4 separate regions of the Mus musculus genome follow, and all the other regions are linked to region 4. Evidence: chromatin loops called from intact Hi-C (ENCODE). Cell type or tissue: heart. All regions are shown on one strand. Region 1 holds the start of Tmem41a (transmembrane protein 41a). Region 2 holds the start of Tbccd1 (TBCC domain containing 1). Region 3 holds the start of Gm26744 (a long non-coding RNA gene). Region 4 holds the start of Senp2 (SUMO/sentrin specific peptidase 2).

The links. Hi-C counts contacts between places; a loop is a spot of excess contacts. Peaks named below come from ENCODE experiments on the same cell type or tissue, not always from the same donor. Only the 100,000 strongest peaks of a DNase experiment are listed, where the experiment ranks them.
Region 1: it touches region 4 in a loop (2.1-fold over the local background); 10 of 42 quality-filtered maps call a loop at or near these places.
Region 2: a loop joins it to region 4, with 4 times the contacts of the local background. A loop is called at or near these places in 2 of 42 quality-filtered maps.
Region 3: it touches region 4 in a loop (2.4-fold over the local background); 25 of 42 quality-filtered maps call a loop at or near these places.

What each region holds. Positions count from the first base shown.
Region 1 is chr16:21,945,422-21,950,421 of GRCm38, forward strand. Tmem41a (transmembrane protein 41a) reads right to left here and starts at 2,131. Exons shown (of 5, transcript NM_025693.4): 1 at 1,947-2,131; 2 at 580-733. The coding sequence starts at 2,065. In heart, a CTCF peak has its summit at 2,228; a DNase peak (open chromatin) is centred at 2,160; H3K4me3 peaks cover 1,744 bases; H3K27ac peaks cover 1,906 bases; H3K27me3 peaks cover 409 bases.
Region 2 is chr16:22,855,520-22,860,519 of GRCm38, forward strand. Tbccd1 (TBCC domain containing 1) reads right to left here and starts at 2,150. Exons shown (of 8, transcript NM_001081368.2): 1 at 1,826-2,150. It overlaps Dnajb11 (DnaJ heat shock protein family (Hsp40) member B11), which reads left to right and starts at 2,326. Exons shown (of 10, transcript NM_001190804.1): 1 at 2,326-2,590. The coding sequence starts at 2,523. In heart, no CTCF peak of the experiment used is centred here; a DNase peak (open chromatin) is centred at 2,172; H3K4me3 peaks cover 2,840 bases; H3K27ac peaks cover 1,990 bases.
Region 3 is chr16:21,843,841-21,848,840 of GRCm38, forward strand. Gm26744 (a long non-coding RNA gene) reads right to left here and starts at 2,025. Exons shown (of 2, transcript XR_875951.3): 1 at 1,784-2,025; 2 at 1-1,188. It also overlaps a transcript of Map3k13 not described here. In heart, no CTCF peak of the experiment used is centred here; a DNase peak (open chromatin) is centred at 2,101; H3K4me3 peaks cover 1,353 bases; H3K27ac peaks cover 803 bases.
Region 4 is chr16:22,006,246-22,011,245 of GRCm38, forward strand. Senp2 (SUMO/sentrin specific peptidase 2) reads left to right here and starts at 3,239. Exons shown (of 17, transcript NM_029457.3): 1 at 3,239-3,497. The coding sequence starts at 3,397. In heart, no CTCF peak of the experiment used is centred here; a DNase peak (open chromatin) is centred at 3,126; H3K4me3 peaks cover 2,182 bases; H3K27ac peaks cover 1,184 bases.

The sequences.
Region 1 (5,000 bases), 61 kb before region 4:
CATAAAGAAAAGCAAGTCTTTTAAAAGGCATGAGCAAGTGAATGAATGAATGAATGAGCACAGGTAAGCCAATGAAAGAGGGGGTCTCACTGTGAGGCTGGGGCTTTGGCACACACTAACCATGAGACCTCAGCAGTCCTTGTCATACCCTGGGTATTGTGCTATCTCTCCCCCATCCTACCTGTGAGAGACAGCCTCACAACCAAGCTCGCACTAAGATGCACCCCAATTCTGGGCATGCAAGCCCTCACCAACCGAGACTATATGGCACCAAGTAGCAGCTGGCTCTTTACCCTGAGGCAGGATCAGCTGGAGGGGGAAGTCAACCCAGAGTCAGCCCTAAGGACGCTGTGCTCGGATAGGTCTAAGCAGAATCTGGGGTAGAATTAGATACTGGGGAGGAGAGAGAGGCAGGACAGTAGGAAGCTTGCAATATCAGTAAGTACCCAGTGCCCACTCGTGCCCGCCTCTTCACACCCACGGTTTCTTCATCCTGCCACTCGGCTAAAGGGGTTTCTGGGGGAGCAGTCACAGTTTGCAGAGAAGGAAACCCAGTTGGAGAGAGGGCAGGACACTGACCAGGAAGCTGGAGCCAGGGATGGCAAAGCCCTGCTTGTAGAGGTAGGCACTGCAAAAGAGCAGGAACACATAGGCCTGGTGCTCTTTCCGGTACTCTCGAAGAACTTCAGAGAGCTCCCGCAGCTCTGCCAGATCGGAGGGGAACCACAGCGACCTAGAGTTTGGGAAATCAGGTGGAGGCGTGGGTTCCAGAGAAAGTTCGAAGTGTGTCTTCCTTGCAGAGTTAAGTTTGTAAACAGGTCATCTGGCCACCAGACATTGAAAGAACTCAAGATGACAGCTGACCCAAGATAAAACAACAGAGGCAGACAGGAGAGCCCTGGAGTGGGAACAAGTGCCCTGGGCTGGCACCCTCACTCTACAGTGTTCCTGTTGTGTGACCTTGGAGTGACCACGGGTCTTGTTTTCCTTGCCTAAAAAGGGTCTGGTGCTGGATAACCACTACACACCCTCTTCACTTATTTAGGGGTTTTAAGATGGAACCCCACAGCCTCCACCATGCTGAGAGCATCGGCTCCAGCACTGACTTGCATCCTCGGTCTCTTTTTATCTTGTCCGAAGACACAAGTATATTCATCTCCAGGCAACTGCATATCATCATGAATTGCCGTCCTTTCTAGGAGACCCTCTCCCAAGCAAACACACAACTATTTAGACAGCATGTTACCCAGATGTACTAGGCAAAAAACAACAATTTCATCACTTTAAAAGAATCCCCGTGGACACATACCTCCCATCATAATAAATACAGCTTTCTTGATAACATGGCTGGAGGCCAACCCTTTCCGAGAGCCTCCCTCTTCACCCTGCGCTAGGCCTGGTACACCGTGGATCCCGTCCAAAGGTCACAGAACAAAGACTACCCTGCCTCTGCCATCTCAACAGTTCTTTGCTCCAGCAGAGATAAACTATGAGCAAGCCCCTCCTAGTTCTCATGAGTACCTCTGACATCCACAAGAGAGTTTTTTCAGCTCCACAAAAAGACAATGGTAACTGAAAACAACTCGAATGCAGTTAACGCCTCTTGGTAATGCGGCAACGTGCCAGACACACTCTATGCACTTTCAAAGTAATAAGCAGCAGTCGGAAACCCGACCGACAAGCCTTCTGCCTCGCCCAGCTGTCATGGGAAGCAGAGACAGGCAGGAAGAGGGCAAACTGGATCATAGCCTCGTCACTCCAAGTCCGGGCTGCACCTCTGAAGACTGGCTGCTGTGGTAATTGGGTTGAGGAAGGAGAGCCACGGTAGCCGAGATGGCTGGGGCTGGAAGGCGACCGCGTGTGCAGAGAAGTGCAAGGGCCCCCGAGGCATCACTGCCAACCCTCCGACCTCCTCCCAGGCCACCGCCCGGTGTCCTCCCTCTCACCGGCCTTCGGGCTCCCCGGCCGCCGCCAGCCTCGGCCCCAAGGGCAGCCGCGTGGAGAGCAGGTATAATGCGAAGGTGCAGCCTCCGAATACGAGGAGCAAGCCGAGCAGCGCGCGCATGCCGCGGCCTGGCCGGAGAGCGCGCTCCCCCCGTGGCAACGCAGAGCCCTCCCCGTGCGCCGACTGGGCGGGCGGAGCGCGTTCTTGGACGGGCAGGGCGTGGCCCTCGCAAAGCTCCGCCCTCGGCCCGCCGCAGGCCCCGCCCCCGCCAGGGACTGATCGCTCTAGTCTAAAGTGCTCCTGCTGGCTCTACACTGAACACCTCCAACGCCTTCCCTGTGACAGAGCTGGGAGATCTGGGGCTGAGTTGTGAGCCTGCCACAACCTAGCTTGCAGCATGGCGGTCAGTCTTGTCCACAGTCTGTCCCACAAAGCAAATGAAGCCAACAAATGTGAGACTGACACCGATGGTTGTGGAAAGAAGGTAATGACCACCACAGAAATAAACAGACATGCCTTCTATTCAGTACCTGAAGTGTGCTCATTATCCCCAGTACTCATAAACACATTTCAGTGTGCCTCAACGGATGAAAACGCTTACTGCCATAACTCTTGTGTAGGAGCTAGCGTGCACACACTAGCTGTAACACACATCTGAGTCTTAGAAAGAGTCTGTGGTGCTAGACATGGTGTTCATGTGACTGACCCCAGCACTTGAAGAGAAGGAAGGCCCAGGGTTCAGTCATCTTTAAATACTAAGCAAAAATTCAGAAAGGGGCAGGGTAGCCGGGTAGTGAGAATGACATCTCTCAAAAAGAAAACCCAGATTCAAAACTCCAAAACTAGTGTGGTCCTTGCACTGTGTGGAGTCTGAAAGAGGTGAGCACTGCGTTTACTCTCTGGATGAGCAAGCAGAGGGGCAAGTGAGATGGCCCTAAGTAAGGCAACCTTCAGGGAAGCCGAAGGTTTGGGAGAAATGAATGGCTATTGTCCACTTGGAGAGTGCTAGAAGATAGTTTGGGCAAGGGACCCCAGGAAACTGTGGGGAGATGAGCCTGGCAGCATTCAGTAAGAACCATTCTGCTAGGCAGACATCGTGTTGTGTGTTTGCAGTCCCAGCACATGGAACCCTGAGGCAGAATGGAGACTGAAGACAGCCTGGGGTTACAGTGACAAACTGTCTTCAAAAAACAGGGAGGAGGAGAAAAGGAGGGACAGTGTCCGTTCTCCTTTGAGAATGTCAGAGCAAGTGGTTAGAGTAGGCTCCAAGTTAACAGTAAATACCTCAGGTTGCGGGGAGGGAGGGACGGAAAGGACCACGGCAGTGGGAACAGGGCAAAAGGGACAGGCTGCACAGTGGGGATGAGAAGTGACAGCACATAGGACCGACCCATTGGGTGAGTTCTTCAGAGTCAAAAGGCATGAAGCACTTCAGAGCACTTCTTTGGTTCAAACAGGGAGCATGCATCAAAGACCTAGCAAGTTGACATCCAAGAACTGAACCCACAAATATGCTTGGCCTTGTTTTGATATCAAGGGACTGGGAGCAACCCAAATGTCGATCATCTCAGGACTCGGAGGTTAAGGGGCAGTTTTACATATTCTGAGCTGGTATCGTGTCGTGGTTTGAGTAGAAGGGCCCCCATAGATAGGAACTAAGATTCAGTTATGGCACGGAGAGCAGGGAGACTAAGAGTCAAACAAGTTTCAAAATTAAGAATGTACTGTGAGAGCCGGGAAGAAGGGGTGGGGTGGCGGATAGTGCACGCCTTCAATCTCAACACTCAGGAGGCAGAGGCAGGCAGATCTCTGATTTCAATGCCAGACTAATCTACAGAGTGAGTTCCAGGACAGTCAGGGCCACAAGAGAAATCCTGTCTCAAAAAAACAAAACAAAACAGAACAGAACTGAACTGAACAAGCAGAATGTACTATGAGTTGTTATGAGAAGGATAAGGGGGCATGTTTTACCTTTTTACAATACTGAAGTAAAGGCAGGCAAGGCATAGTGGCAACTTGAGAGCCTAGGCAGGTGGTTCACAAATTCAAGGCCAGCCTGGGACAAAACACATTGAGACCCTGTCTTAGTTACTGGTCTATTGCTGTCACAAGATACCATGACCAAGGCAACTATAAAAATCATTTAACTGGGAGCTTGCTTACATTTTCAGAGGGTTAGGTCATGGTCATCACAGTGGGAAGTGTGGTAGCAGACAGACAGGCTTGGTAAGGGAGCAATAGCTGAGAACGCACATCTATCCAGAAGTCGGAGGCAGAGAAGAGAGACTGGACCTGGCATAGGCTTTTGAAACATCCAAGCCCACACCCAACAACACACCTCTTCCAAGGCTACACCTCTGAATACTTCCTAATCAGTTTCACCTACTGCGTACCAAATATTCAAATATATCAGACTATGGGGGGCCATTCCTAGTCAAGCTATTATAAACCCCTGTCTCAAAACAAAAATAAAACCAAGTATTTACACTGAGCCAAGAACGTAGCTTAGCTGGTAAAAGCCCTGGTTTCTGTCCCAGGGCATAGTTGCAAACACCCACCTGCTTACTTAGAAGGTTGAGGCAGAAAGGTCAGAAGTCCAAGGTCACCCTTGGTTACATATTGAGTTTGAGACCAGCCTGGGATAGATGAGATACTGGAGAGAAAATAGGGCTAGAAGACAATGGGGGAAATAAATTATTCGATGTCTTTGTATGAAAATAACAAGATGGGGTTTTCACCGCAAGATTACACACTATTGGTGAAGTTGGGTAGTGAGCACATAGAGGTGAATTTTACATCCTTTTCGCTGTTTCTGTATATATTTGTATATATTTCTACTAAGAAAGTGGAGGAATGTCTCTCCCCTTCATTGCATCGTTCACCCTGCTACAGTGTACACACACACACACACACACACACACACACACACACCTCTACGATCCTCACCTCTTCCAGATGTCTGTCTCTCCAGCCCTTCAGTCCCTTAACCCTCACCTCCTGAGCCATCCCAGGCTGGCAGCACATCAATCACAGGCTATCTATCTACATCAGCCTC
Region 2 (5,000 bases), 850 kb after region 4:
AAAACTAGAAACCTCCTCGAGAGGAACTATAGAACACACACTAACTCATCAACTTCAATTCCAAGGGATTCTCCATCCTCTTCTGGCCTTTTTGAGCAAAAAGGCATGCACTCACTAGGTTACATGTAGGCAAAGCACCTGTCTTAGTCAGGGTTTTACTGCTGTGAACAGACACCATGACCAAGGCAAGTCTTATAAAAACAACATTTAATTGGGGCTGGCTTACAGGTTCAGAGGTTCAGTCCATTATCATCAAGGTGGGAGCATGGCAGTATCCAGGCAGGCATGGTGCAGGCAGAGCTGAGAGTTCTACGTCTTCATCCAAAGGCTGCTAGTGGAAGACTGACTTCCAGGCAACTAGAGTGAGGATCTTATACCCACACCCACAATGACACACCCATTCCAACCAAGTCACACCTATTCCAACAAGGCCACACCTTCAGATGGTGCCACTCCCTGGTCCAAGGCTATACAAACCATCACAGCACCCATGAACATCAAAATAAACCTTTTTCTTTCTCATTGAGGTTTTGGCAAAACATCAATGTTTGTTCCAGCACTATTCACAATAGCTAACTTACAGGATGGACTTAGGAGTTCAACAAGAGAATAAAGAAAATGTGGCTTATGTACAATGTTTTCTTCCAAACCATAGAAAATGCAGCTATAGGATACAAAAGATGGCTTAACCATTAAAGGTTAGGCTCACAAGCAAAAATTTAGGAATGCAATTTTGTTGTATACAGGAAAATGGATATAACTGGAGATAACTATCTTGTCTAGATGACTATCTTGTCTCAGAGAAACAAATACATGTTTTATCTCAATGTGTGGCTCCTAGATTTTATATAGGTACTTAAAATCACATATGTGTATATGGCAATGCCAAATCACCTAGAGAAACAAAAGGAATAACAGCACAGAGAGAAAAAGGTAAAAATATATACATTATACAGTTTGACTATACAAGAAAGTACCATATACAATGACTATACACAATGAAACATTTTTAAAAGGAAGGGAGTTGATTATTCTGGAACATGCTACGATATTTAATAGGTGAGGATATATATCATTAAATTAGACAGCTTTGTAAGTTACCATAGACTTGGCCTTTTACTTTGAGTGCAATGAAAAGCCACTAAAGGTTTTAAGCAGGAGAGGATGATTTGACATAGTTTTTAAAAAGCGGGAGTGCGCTGGGGATAGTTCAGTCCATAAAGCTTGCCACTTACTTGCCATACAAACAGGGGGTCTTGAATTCCGCCCATTGTAGCAACTGCAACAACAACGTCCTGGATTCCCAGCACTCAAGAGACAGAGACGGTTCTCGAGCTCCTGGGTCCACCAGCCTAGTCTAATCTGTGATCTCCAGGTTCCCTAGTGCGCTCCCGAGTGCACACAATCATAGGGTGGAGAGCAGAGGAACTTTAAAATAGTGTATCAAGATATGAAGTTTGGAGGCAGGGAGATCGGTTATGAGACCTTTGCAAGCAGGAGATAATTATGACTCAGAGGTGGAGCTATAGTGGACAAGCACACATTACGGTTCACTGATAAAAATCTGAATAGGTTATGCAGGAAGCTAAGCTGAGAAGCTGTCCTAAACAACTAGTTGTCTGAGGTAAACAAAACTGGAGAAAAGAGCAACCGATGAACAAGCTCTAGTGCCTTTTATTGATTGCATGCTTGCTGTGTGCAATTCTGCTAGGAAACTTGCAGGAAAAAAAAAAGTTTAATTAATTCCCAACACTGCCAGAGAACGCTTTGCCTTAGTTCTGTAGAAAACAGGTTCGAAAGTGGGGTGGAGATGGGGCTGCCTCACCGCTACGGAGTGCTGGAAGCCGAATCTTAACTTAAGTCGGTCTCTATGGCGGCGTCTCTACAAGGTACCAGGTCCCTCTTTTCCACGGTAGCGAGACTGTAATAAGTTAGTACTGGGAGAGCCTATCCCCAGGCAAGACGCCCCACGTACTTTGACACCTCCTGGGGTTGCACTTCGGTGAGCGCTCGCAAGTCACGTGTGCACATGGCGTAGCTTCCAGACTGGTAGTAAGACCTCTCTCAAGCAATTGGTCGGAATCGGGAAGGAGCCTCGCGATTGGTGGACATTCGGGTTTCCTACAGCAGCGCGCTCTTTCTCGGCTCCTAACTCTCTCCGGTTCTCAGCCGCTTCCGGGCGGCGCGAACCTCTGACGTTTTCTCTTCCCATTGGCCGGCGGACACGACGGCTGTTCTGCTGTCTGATTGGCTTCCCGCGCCGCCTCGGAGGTGAAGTGTACCGCGCTGATTGGCTGCGGAGTGGCGGCCGCGTGTGATGTCCCCGGCGGCGATTGGCCCACGCCTGGCTGCTCGCCGGCTCTGGGGCTCCCGGAAGGTGGCAGCTGAGGAAGGGGCGCGCTACCTGTCTCCGCGGCCGGGCAAGAGAGAGACCCCGGCGTGAGGCGGCCTCCCTGGGCCGGAAGGGCTGGTCAGCCGACGCAGCGGCACCGGAGGCTGAGAGGGTAGGACCAGGGGACGCCATGGCCCCGCAGAACCTGAGCACCTTCTGCCTGTTGCTGCTGTACCTCATCGGGACTGTGATCGCCGGGTGAGGAAGGGGGCTCCCGCGCGTGCAGCAAGAGGCCGAGGGGCGGCCCTTGCTGAGAAGGACGCGGGTGACATCGAGGAGTGAGGGAGGGGCACTGCCGGGTCGAGGGACAAGGGGGTAGTGTGGGCCAGGCTGGCGGTGCAGGGCCAGGTTTCCCCCAGGAAGAGCGGGGGTTGGTTGCAGAGCCAAATACCACGTTTGGGGATTGGAGGGAGTTAAGTGGCTGTGAGCAGAAGAAGGGAGGCGGACGTCTGAGGGATGAGGCTCTTGATGGAAATGAAGGAAGCGAGTGTCAAGCTGGGGTTGAGATTATAGATACGTCCTTGACGTCTGAGTTCCAGAGTGGGACTGTGGGTTACCCAGTTTGCAACAAGCCTCCAAAAGGCTGACACTAAAGTGGGTGGGCCATGATGCCATGTCAAATGAGGAGAGCAAGAAAGGAAGCCAAGCTCAGACTGAAGAAAGTTGGCTTGAGAGAGCAGCAAGACACTTTAGAGAGACCTTGTACTTCCCACCTTCTTGGGCTAACGAACCTGAACTGTCTTCTTGCCTCGCTGCCTCTCACCATGGTTCCTTCCTGAGCTGGATGGTCTGAGTGACAACAGTTCTCTAACAGGCGATAAAAACTGGGATTCTAGTCTCATGCCACTCTTAGGAATCCTACAAGCTTGAAGGAACTGTGTCAAGTTCCTGAAATCAGGGATAACTGTGCCAACTTTCAGGGAGAAAGAGCAGGCTTAAAGTTTCTCCCAGCATTTAAATGCATGCACGACCCTATAGATGTGGTGACTTAGGATATGGTATGTTGGACTTGTGTTCTAGAATGCCTTCACCCTCAATCCCTTCTTTGGGCTGATGAAAATAGGTGGGTCAGAACTCAAGGTCATTTTCAGCTATCGACTGAGTTCCAGATTTGCCTGGCCTATATCACATGCTATTTCAAATATATACATAACTGCAAAAATAAAAACACACCAAAAGCTCATAGATGTCAGATTTTGACAATTTATAGGTTGTTCATAATGGGAAACTCACTGCTTAGCATAGCTTTTAAAGTTATTTTCTTTATTTTGTTTTGTTTTGTTTGCTTTAATCTTATCATTTCTTCTTTGTGACATACTTTAAATTTCTCAAAGTTGACATTTCTTACATACACTTTATTGTTTTGTTCTTGTTTGATTAAGCCACGGAGTACCCAAGGTACATCAACATACGATTTTGCATGTAGGAGTTGAGGTATGCTGGTCTCCAACTCAATATGTAGCTGAAGGCAGCGTTGAACTCCCTCCTGATCCTTCAGTCGTCACTTCCCAAGTGTTAGACTTGCAGGCATGAACGACCATTCCTGGAAAATACTAATATTGTTAATACTATAGTCACTCATAAAGCAGCCTCTGGGGAAATAATGCTGACACTCAACTATATCAGCCCCCCCCCCCTTTTTCTTTCTTGTATTTTTCTGAGCTATCATTTAACCTTTTCACTCTTAAATCTTTCATTATTCTCTGACAGTTTCATATACACACATATACCTACCCACAACTCCTTGCTCCCCCCACACATATACTTGCCCTGGGCACACCCCAATATGTTCCCGTCCTAACTTCATGTACCTCTCTGAGTCCGGTTAGTTAGTGCTGCCTTCTCACATGGTGACTATTTGTATTGGCTTGCTCAGGTAGGTCTTGTTCAGGTAACCATATCTTGAGTGAATTCATGAATACCATTTGCAGAAGACAAAATTTGACAACACTCCTTCCCACCCTCTGTGTTTACATTCTTTCTGTACCCTCTACCCATGAACCTTCGGGAGTGTGGGAGAGGGGTGGAAGGTTGAAACACCATTCCATTTAAGATTGATGTCTCAATACTCACTCACTTATTCTCCATGCTTTGAACAGTTATGCTGTTGCATTAACTACTGCCCCTGAAGAAAGAGGTCTCTCTGTCCAAAAAGGAGAGTGGCATGGATTTAACCTTATATTCATGAATATAACATATAACCATGTATATATATTTGTGTGTGTGTTAATATAACATACTTACATGTTGTATCATAGATTGTATTTATATTATATCATATATTTCCATATATATTCATATGTAGTCTATGGATATAACCTAAATATTTACAAGGTAGTTTGACAACATGCCTATTTAACAAAACAACAGTAATAAGTTCATCCCTAGAGGCAGGCAGATCTCTATGTTTGAGGCCAGCCTGGTCTACAGAGTAAATTCCAGGACAGGCAGGGCTACTGAAAAACCCTGTATTGAAAAACAGAATAACAACAACAACAAAAAAATGTATGTAGTTGAGCTGGATATGGTTTTATATACCTATAAATTCAGCATTTGAGAGGTAGAGGCGGGAGGATCAGTTCAAAACAAACTTCAGATACATACTGAG
Region 3 (5,000 bases), 160 kb before region 4:
TGAGGTAGCCAGACTTGTGCCTCTGCTTGCTTTTGAACCCTAAGTGGTGTTCATCTGAATCACATAGGTTGAAAATAGGAGGAGAGACAGTTCCTTCAAAATGGGGACAGGAAGAGGGCAAACCTAAATGGAAAAGGTGGGTGTCTGCTACCTCTTGTTCTCATCCTCCTTGAGCCTGAGTGCGACTGTCACCTTGTGCCTAGATTCCTCTCGCCTTGGACTTACGATCCTCCTGCTTCCACTTTCCAAAAGCTGGAGCTAGAGACACGCATGACCACACCCGAGTGGCTAAGCAGAATTGAGTTTAGTTCTATTCTTCACACTGGTCTTCAGGCAGTAACTGTCCCGTTCTCTGTAGCTGTCCCCAGTCCTCACCCTGTGTCTAGAAGACAGGTGAGCTGGGCAGTGCCGTGCAGATGGAAACCGTTTCATTCTGCTCTTTTAGTGTGTAAAGCATTTCCACTAAGTTCTACGCAGTATTTTTAGACCTCTAAAAGCTTGGTTATGGCACATCACCATAATTTATATTATGGATGACGTATTTTGAGGTTGCTAAATATTTGATCAATTGAGAAACCACTTGCTCCAATGAGTTGGCATTATCAGTTGGAATTCCTACCTATTTCACTAATAAGCGTGCTTTTGGCAGGGAGGATGCATTGACTCTCCATTATGCCATTAAGGTTTGTCTAGCTAGGATATGGCATCTAGCCTGGTGTGCTGGTTCACCAACCTTATTGACAGAGAACACAGTAAGTCCAGAGAATGAGTATGGATATTCTTCGTCTTCTTCCCATTCAATGATTCTGAAGTAAGCGTGGTGTCATGGATATTTGGCATAGCCTTTGGGGTACACACAGGGTCTGCTAGCACCATTTCTATACAATATTAGCCATGAACAATCCTAACTTACATAGATAAGCAAGCTTCTTTGGTCCATTTTTCCCACAGTAATAGTCTGCAACCTTCTTTATAGTGATCTGTTGATTCTCTGTGCCATCAGTAGTCTATCCCTCGCATGAAACAGTAGTGGAAAGTCTCGGAACAACGCTGTCCCCTTTCTCTGCCTTACACGGCATCTCCATGAGAAGACCCCCTGTGAAGGCTCCCAGCCACAAGACGTTTCACAACAGCGACCTTGCAGTAAACACTTCTGTTCTTACTTCAGTTCAAGGATTTGAGACCATCCTACAAATACACAAATGATGGTCAATGCTTGGGAAGTGTTGGTGATTGTAAAGCAACATGTTAGGGAGAAGATAGTTGCGTTAGCTTCTACTTCGGTATAACATTTACAAACTTAAAGAGTAAAGAATTGCCACGAGCCCATTTGGTGACTGAACACAGCTGTTTTTACTGCTAAGAGTTTATACTGAAGTGTATCTTTTGCTTCAAGATTCACTAGGAGTCCTTTTAGAGCCTTGTCTTAATTGAATATCAGACATTGAATAAAATCAATGAGGGAATGCTGTCCCTTATTTAAATCTAACTGTAAATTACCCTTCTCCTCCCACTTTTGCTACATAACAAAGGTTAGGAACATGTTGGGATAAAAGCAATACAGCTTATGTAATTCCATCTTAGAAAACTGTATACACCCATGTTCTGTTATTTTGTTGTTTCAAATTGTGTTGTGGGGTGTGTGCTTGCTGATCTGACACCAATCTTAAGAACGAATTCTCTGACTTTGATTTCTTTTTATTGCATTAGGCATGTTACTAAACATCAAGACAGGGTTAAAGGAAATCGCTCTAATAGCTCTAGTGAATAAAAAATATTTTACCTTTGGGAGCATTGATCCTTCTAAACTTCCACTTTGACTCCTTCATTCAATAGCAAGAACAATGTGTTTATGGTTGTCACACTTGAGTTCTCTCTCTCTCTCTCTCTCTCTTCTCTCTCTCTTCTCTTCTCTTCTCTTCTCTTCTCTTCTCTCTCTCTCTCTCTCTCTCTCTCTCTCTCTCTCTCTCTCTCTCTCTCTCTCTCTGCGCTGTGTGGCTCTGCTGGTCTGTGATAGATGTCTGATTGGCGGGCTCTGTTTATTCTGTGACCAGATTCTTTCTAAAAGAGGGCTGGCCATACCTGCCTGAAGCCTATTGGCTGGGCATTCTCTGGGCCCTCCCTCTCCCTCCCCCCAACCTTTTCCTTCACAGCACACACAGCCACTAAGTCTGTGCGGAATCCTAAACCAGCCCAATTTACATCCATTCATGAATGTGTGACGTCAGCAAGCTTTGAGCTCCTTTGCGGTGGGCCAGAGGATTGTGTGGGTAGAATCCCCTCCCCCTTATTTTTCCAATTCTGCAAGGCTCTTTAGATTAACCTTCCATCTTTTTAAAGCAAGAAAATGGAACAGCATGTGTAGGAATTCTTCATTGTTGTGAGTATTACACTCTTTTCCTGTTTCGTCAGCATGTATCTCACAAGGACAGATGGGGAATTTATTTGTGCTTTAAGCTTATTAGAAAACGGATATTACTGAGGGAGACCCAAGGTGAAAGAGACAGCAAAAGCTCGTAGGAAACCTGAACAACCCCCACCCCACAATCCCGGCACAGCTCAGCTACTGACAGCTGGTTATTTCTAAGCTTGTCTGCCTGCTAGACGTGGACATTTTTTGATTACGGTTCTGCACGTTACCTTTGGATGCTTGCTTGGTTTGTCTTAAAGGGAGATTCAGTTCCCTTCCAGGGGATGTGGATGTGTTGTGGGGGAGCCTGGGAGAATACCAGGAAGGAGCTGCAGAAAGTGGGGCTGGCGAGACCGAGGCGAGGAGCAGGCTCTTGCCCGGCACTTGTCTCCTGTGCTGCTGTCCTCTCTGCCATGTCTCACCCTTCACCTTGCCTTTGTTTCCTAGTCGTGGAACCATCAATATCTCGTGTTTGCAATATGTTCCCATAAATACATCTTGTGTGACCATTTTTCAAAAACCTTTATGATGAGAGCACTTGGGATATATTTGTATATATATATTTGCTGCCATTTTTTACATATTATTTTTATACTAGAATATCTGTAGTGAAGACTAAACAGGAATTATCCTTAAATTGTAAGGATATATTTTTAAAGATTGCTAAAGAAGTTATTTCTTCCCATGTTCCAAAACTGTATTGTAAAGAAATGTAACTGAGTAGTTTTCTAAGGTGAACTTCCAGTTGAAGAGTTTACGCCACTGTGTTTTGGAAATAGAGAGAAGTTCTGATGTCTTGCACATGTAAAATTGGCGTGATAATTTGTTCATAGTTTTAACCAGAAGTATCTGGGGTTGTTTTTCAATGCTTAGGTTTATTTTGAAGAAAGTTGTGACATTCAAGAGAACAGATAGAGCACTGTCCTGTTCTGTCCAGGGTGGTTCCTGGACACAGGTGACCTAACTGCACTTCCCAACTTTGAGCAACTGATGTCCTGCTCTGAGACATGCGTTTGATTTTTCTTTTTTTTTTTTTTTTTTTTGGAGGGGGTGGGGGAGAGGGAGAGAGAGAGAACATGCACCATTATTTCTTGTCACTCAACCATGTCTTAGTCACTTTGTATAATCAATGCTTTGTTTTGAGTTTTTCTCCTAAGCAGAGGTTCTAAGTTGTGGTCCCCATTTTCAGATCATTCCTTGGTGGATTATTTTGGAGGAAGGGTTATTCTTAATCGTCCCAATGAACATCCATTTTGTAAAAAATTATTACACCCAAAGCTGAAATATTTTATTTTCTTCCTCAAATTAACCTTGGATGCTGTCATTCTGGTTTTTTTTTTTTTTTTTCTGTGTATTCTCATGTCCTAGAGCTGCAGAAGGGGAACCCTCTGCCTACTGCCCAGACAATGGTAGTTTTTTTTTTTAAGATTTATTTTTTTATTTTATGTATATATGAGTATACTGTAGCTGTACAGATGGTTATGAGCCTTCATGAGGTTGTTGGAAATTAAATTTAGGACCCCACTTGCTCCTGTCCAAAGATTTATTTATTATTATATATAAGTACACTGTAGCTGTCTTCAGACACTCCAGAAGAAGGCGCCAGATCTCATTACAGATGGTTGTGAGCCACCATGTGGTTTTTGGGATTTGAACTCAGGACCTTTGGAAGAGCAGTCAGTGCTCTTACTCACTGAGCCATCTCACCAGCCCGACAATGGTAGTTTTATGTTTTGTTGTTTTATTTGCTTAGTTGAACACATTCAATATTATTTTAGATACAATATCTCAATATAGTGCATTTTTCTATTTTGTGTCCTTCCAAGTCTGTGTTGAAAGTATTTCCAAAGATACATTAAATTGCTGAAGTCTACCAGAAGACCAACTTTTTAACCTTTTAAAAATTTAAGTTTATGTATTCAAAGGCATTTTGAGAAATGTTCATTAGATCCCACCTTTATGCATAGTTTATTAAATCAGAGCTTTATTTCCAGGAAAGAAATTTAGCTTGCACATAAATTGAGTGAAGTAAAACTGTCCCCCTGTGGCACCGAGTGGATCTAGAACCCACTGTCCCCGCTGGTGCCGGTATTCCAGATTATATTTATTTTCATGTATATTGTACTTGTGGGATAAAACAATAGCTTTTAATTGTTTAATATCAAACAATAAAATACTGTGTATCAGCGATTATCAACAGATGCCTTTCTGTCTAAAAATTGAAACTACTCCAGGAGTAGGAATTAATTTATTTAGGAAACAAAGTTAATCAGACCAAAGCCGTGTCCTGGGTTGCTGGTGTCGGAGTAGTCCCCAAGGGCAAGAGGCCACATCCACAGATGTGTTCACAGCAGCCAGCAGTGGGTGGCAGAACCTGCAGCTTGGTTTGCCCTGTCTACTTGCCTTCCCCTGTGTGCCACCGCTCACTAGCCACATGAGGAGCACATGTGACCCAAGAGAGCCAAGATGATCAACTCTCCCCAGTGTGCAGCCTGATACTTGTATTCTTTGTTCAAATTAAAGAGCATTGCCTAGGAACACTGCTGATTGAAGAGGAAAAAAGTTATTCCAAGGACATCACACTCCATAC
Region 4 (5,000 bases):
TGTTACCTGTCTGTGGAATCCATTCTCCTAAGTCAGCTGTCTTGTCTGGCCCCAGTAGGAGAAGCCCCTAGTTCTGCAAAGACTTGATGTGCCAGGGTTGCAGGGGACATCCAGGGGGATCTCCACCCTCTCAGGGGGTGGGGGACTGTAGAGGGATATTGGGAGGGAGGACAGTGATCATAATGTAAAGTGAATAAAAAAAAAACCCTGTTCAAACTTCCTTTCTAAAATTATACTTAAATAGCTTTTAAACTAATAGATTTTCATAGGGTTTTTCCTGTACACTGAGTTTGGGCTAACTACCCCCCCCCCCCCGCCTTTAACCCTGGTGCATTTCCTCTTTCCTTTCATGTCACCTGTGTTGTCCCTCGTTGAAATGTTTTTCTAGAGCTGGAAGACCCTAGGTTGCACTTTAGTGAAGCCTTCTGCCCACCTTTCATTTATCCAGCTCCCACCCCCTCCATGCTTGAATCTCTGCCCTCCCCCTCCGCAGCACCCCCCTCTTTTACCTACATTTTTAAAATATATCTTTTACCTATGCTTGACTATTCTCTCTCCGTAATTCTTCACTCCCCAGTAGCTCATTCTAGTTTTCTGTCTTCCACCATACTCAAGTTAAACATACAAAACAGGATTAGAAACTTGGATCCACATGAGAAAAATTTGGCATTTGTCTTATGTGCCTCCGTGACCTCACTCAGTATAATTTTTTCCAGCTCTCCCCATTTACCTGAAAATTTCCTCATTTTGTTTGTCTTTACAGATGAGCAATGTTCCATTGTGAATATGTATCCCATTTCCCTTATCTACTTTCAGGTGACGGACACCTAGGTTGTTTCTATTTCCTAGCTATTGTGGGATTAGCACAGTGATACTGGGGTGTCTTGGGAAACAACATGATCTTTCTTGGGGAGGTTGGGTCCTAAAACATGATCATCACCACAACCACTATGGGCCAGTGACTTTCAGGTTCCCATCTCATAAATTCCAAGTGTGAAGTTCACGTACCACAAAAGGTGAGTTTGGAGAGAACTTTACTATAGATTCCTAGGTATGAAAGTGGTGCCCTCCCCTCCCTCACCCCCTAAACCCGTGGCAGTCTAGAGAACTGGCCCTGAGGTCATGAGAGAGGGTGGCCCTGTCCCTCCCTACTATAGCACCTTGGCAAATGGGCCCTGTATCTTGCTTGCCTGGGCAGCACAAAGGAGCTGGCCCTATTGGCAAAGGCACCCTACATGAGTGGGAGAGCTGGCCAGGTCCTCACAGGCTACAGCACCTTGGAGAGCAGACTCCGAATCTTGGCTGGGCACATTGGAGGTTTGGGTCTGGGTGAGCTGTCCTGGGGGAGAGGAGGAGAAATGAGCCTGCCTCCTGCAGATAACAACATTGGGTGGGCTAGCTGGAGCAATGCTAGAGAGGGACCTCACCCTGTGGTGTGAAAAGGGAGAGCCAGCGCGCTGACCAGTTCAACTACCACCCATTCAGCTGCCTCTGCTTCACCTGCTCTAACCACTTGCCTCTCCTTGTCTAATTCTCATGACCATCATAGCAGGGAGCATGTCAGCAGGAAGGCATAGTGCTGGACCAGTAGTTGAGAGCTCACATCTGAGGACCAGGTAGATCCTCAATGCCCCGGTGTGTGCATTAGGCAGGTAATTTTCATTAGCATATGGCCTTATACACCCAATAGGAAAGATAGAGCCTGGTTTTTGTTGTTGTTGTTTTGTTTGTTTATGAGAAGGTCTTTCTACTTAGTTCTGGTTATTCTGGAACTAATTGCGTAGACCAGGCTGGCCTCTAATTCACAGAGATCCACCTATCTCTACCTCCCAAGTGCCGGCATTAAAGGCATGTGCCACTATGCCCAGCAGTGACTGTTTTTGTTTTTGTTTTTTGGGTTTTTGTTTTTTGAGACAGGGTTTCTCTGTGTAGCCCTGACTGTCCTGGAACTCAGTCTGTAGACCAGGCTGGCCCTTGAACTCAGAAATCTGCCTGCCTCTGCCTCCCAAGTGCTGGGATTAAAGTCATGTGCCACCACCGCCCGGCTTTGAGACTGTTTTTAATACTTCAAGGGACTGCACTCCCAGACATTATGCTTAAGTCCATAGGAGATATTATTTAGACATTTATTTCTAATGGTTTTCCTTTAATCCCAGCACTCGGGAGGCAGAGGCAGGCAGATTTCTGAGTTCGAGGCCAGCCTGGTCTACAAAGTGAGTTCCAGGACAGTCAGGGCTATACAGAGAAACTCTGTCTCAAAAAACAACAACAACAACAACAACAAAACAACAAAAAGGAAGAAAGAAAGAAGAGAAGAGAAGAGAAGAGAAGAGAAGAGAAGAGAAGAGAAGAGAAGAAAAGAAAAGTGTATACATTCCCAGAGAGGATAATGAGAATTGATTGCTACCTGACAGCTGAGGGGAAGAGACAAGCTGATTAGAAAAGGCCACAGGAATCATTCAGTCCCTGTTTCTCGGAAGCTTTTCCTAAGAAGTCGTGTCCGTCTGCCCTACTCACTCCCCAGCATCTGGTTTAACTTTCTCTAGTTCCATTGCGCATTACAATCATTTATCACATAAGCAGGTGACCTTGTATTCTAATTTATAAGTATCTATGAAAATGTCTCTCCCAGTAAACTTGCACGTATGCGTGCGGAATGAGCCCTAATAGTTAGACTGGCTCAAATGCTAGTGGTTAGCTCCATTTTCTTAGGCACATGGTTTAATTGCTATATACCTTTGGTTTTTATGACATTCCTAAAATTCCCCACTGTGTCCGGTTGCTGTAAACATGACGGCAATCCGGGTAAAGTATTAGACCAATGTATATACAAAATAAAGCGCAAACCCTTACATACTCATTAACTAACCTGACCTATTTTCCACCCTGCGCATTCTTTTACAGAACCCTCCACTGTCGGGTTGCTTGGGTAGCTCTCCCGGCCCAGCATCGATACACGTGGTTTGGGTCTGTGGGCCTTGTCCCGAGATCGACTCCTGACTGGCTCTGCCAAAGAGAAAGCCCCGCCCTTCGGTCTGCCAGTCAGACCCGCGCAAGAGCCCGCTCTCCCCGTCCCGCTTCCTGTTGCTAGGCTTACAAGGAGCAGGCCCAGACTGCGCATGCTCAGACTCCGGAGGCCGCTTTCCCGTTGGGCGGAAGAAGGTGACGTCAACGGCTTCTAGAGAGTCCTCCCCTAGCCCGGGGAACGTTAAATCTGTGGGCCCTCTGATGGCGTCACAAGTCCGCGCCTGATCCTGGCTACGGCTGAAGCGGCGAAGGCGGCAGCGGCAGCGGCAGCGGCAGCGGCGACGGCGGCGGCGGCGGCGGCGGCGGCGGCGACAGCTCTGGGGTTCGCGTCTCGGGGTGTGTCGGCCGCCGCTGCTGCTCAGGCCTGGAATGTACAGATGGCTGGCTAAGGTTCTCGGCACCATTCTTCGCTTGTGTGAGCGGCCCGCGCCCGGGGCCCGCGCCCTACTCAAGAGGCGGCGCTCCAGCAGGTAAGGTGGCCGCGCGCCGGTCGGGTCCCCTCCCCCGCGCTGGCGTTGGGCGCCGCGGGCCTGTGGGAACCGGCGACTACGGGACCGCGGAGGCCTGGGGAGAGTCCGTCCCTCTAGCTGCGAGCGGAAGGGGAACGGGAGGCCGGCGATGTGCTGCTCGCCGGATACGGCTCCTGTCGCCCGGTGTCGTCGCGGGCGGACAGCGCAGGAGCGAGTCACTAGGTTAGGAGTTTGCCCGTAGTCGTTTGACTGCGAGTGCTGTTGTCTTCGCACCGAGGAACAGCAGTTGTCTTGTTCGACAGCAACTGTCGGGGTGTGTGTGTTGGGCTGCAGGGGAAGGGAATGGTCCTGTTCTTTAACATCCTTGTAAGAGGCAGAAAGTATTTACGTACCGCACTCTTGTAAGATTCGGTTAAAATTAGAAGGAAATGACAAATATTAGTACTTAGCATCTACTCCTTTATTTACTTTACAGTGTCTTCCCTTTTAAGGGTTTATCTAGAAAACAAAATATTCTACAACTTCTATACTCCCCCCTGTCTCCCACTCTTACATTCTCCCTCCCTTTCCTTCCTCTGCTATGTCTACTTCACTTATTATTATGATGATGGTGATTATTTTTGTTTCCAGGTCAAGAGAAGTGGACAAAAGATTGGATTAGGGGAAGTAGATCAAAATGATTCATAGATGACTCCAGGAATGTAGGTCATTGGTGAAACTGGTTGTTCGCTAAACTGTAGCATGTAGTCCCATGGCTTCTACAGTTCCATGGGGTTCAGATAAGAATCGGTTAAGATGTTATAAAGTTCTCAAACTGATGCTTATGTAAGAATAGTTTATTCTCCCCCAACTGGATCTGGTGCACAATGAAACTGCATATTTATCGAACAGGGACTGGTGATCGCCTCACATTTTCATTCATAGTCCCTCGGAGTCAGCAGTATGCCGACCCAAACCTGAGTGTGGATGTGTCCTGGCCAGCCTTGACTTCTAGCTGCTTTCTGTTCTTTACTACATTCGGGGGCTCGTGGGTTATTTTGTTTTGTTTTGTTCTTTTGTTTTTTGAGACAGGGTTTCTCTGTGCAGCCCTGGCTGTCCTGGAACTCACTCTGTAGACCAGGCTGGCCTCGAACTCAGAAATCGGCCTGCCTCTGCCTCCCGAGTGCTGGGATTAAAGGTGTGTGCCACCATGCCCGGCTCGGGGGCTGGTGTCTTAAAAGATACTTTTTTCTAGGAACTAGAGCTGTGCCTTAGGGGCGGTGTGCTTGTCTGTCGTGCCTGTCCTGTCTTCAATCCCCAGCCCAGGGTATAGGGGTCGGGAGACATTTAAGCAACACCATTGCCAACTCCCAACTACTACCTTATCTCTTAAGGCTGCTTATATTGTTGCTTGAAATTAAAAAAAAAAAAAAAGTCTGTCTTTAGGGCCAGTGTCCCAAAACCAAATGATGTGTTGGTTTAATTTGGCCAGATTATACATCATAATGTAGTAGGGAGTGTTGA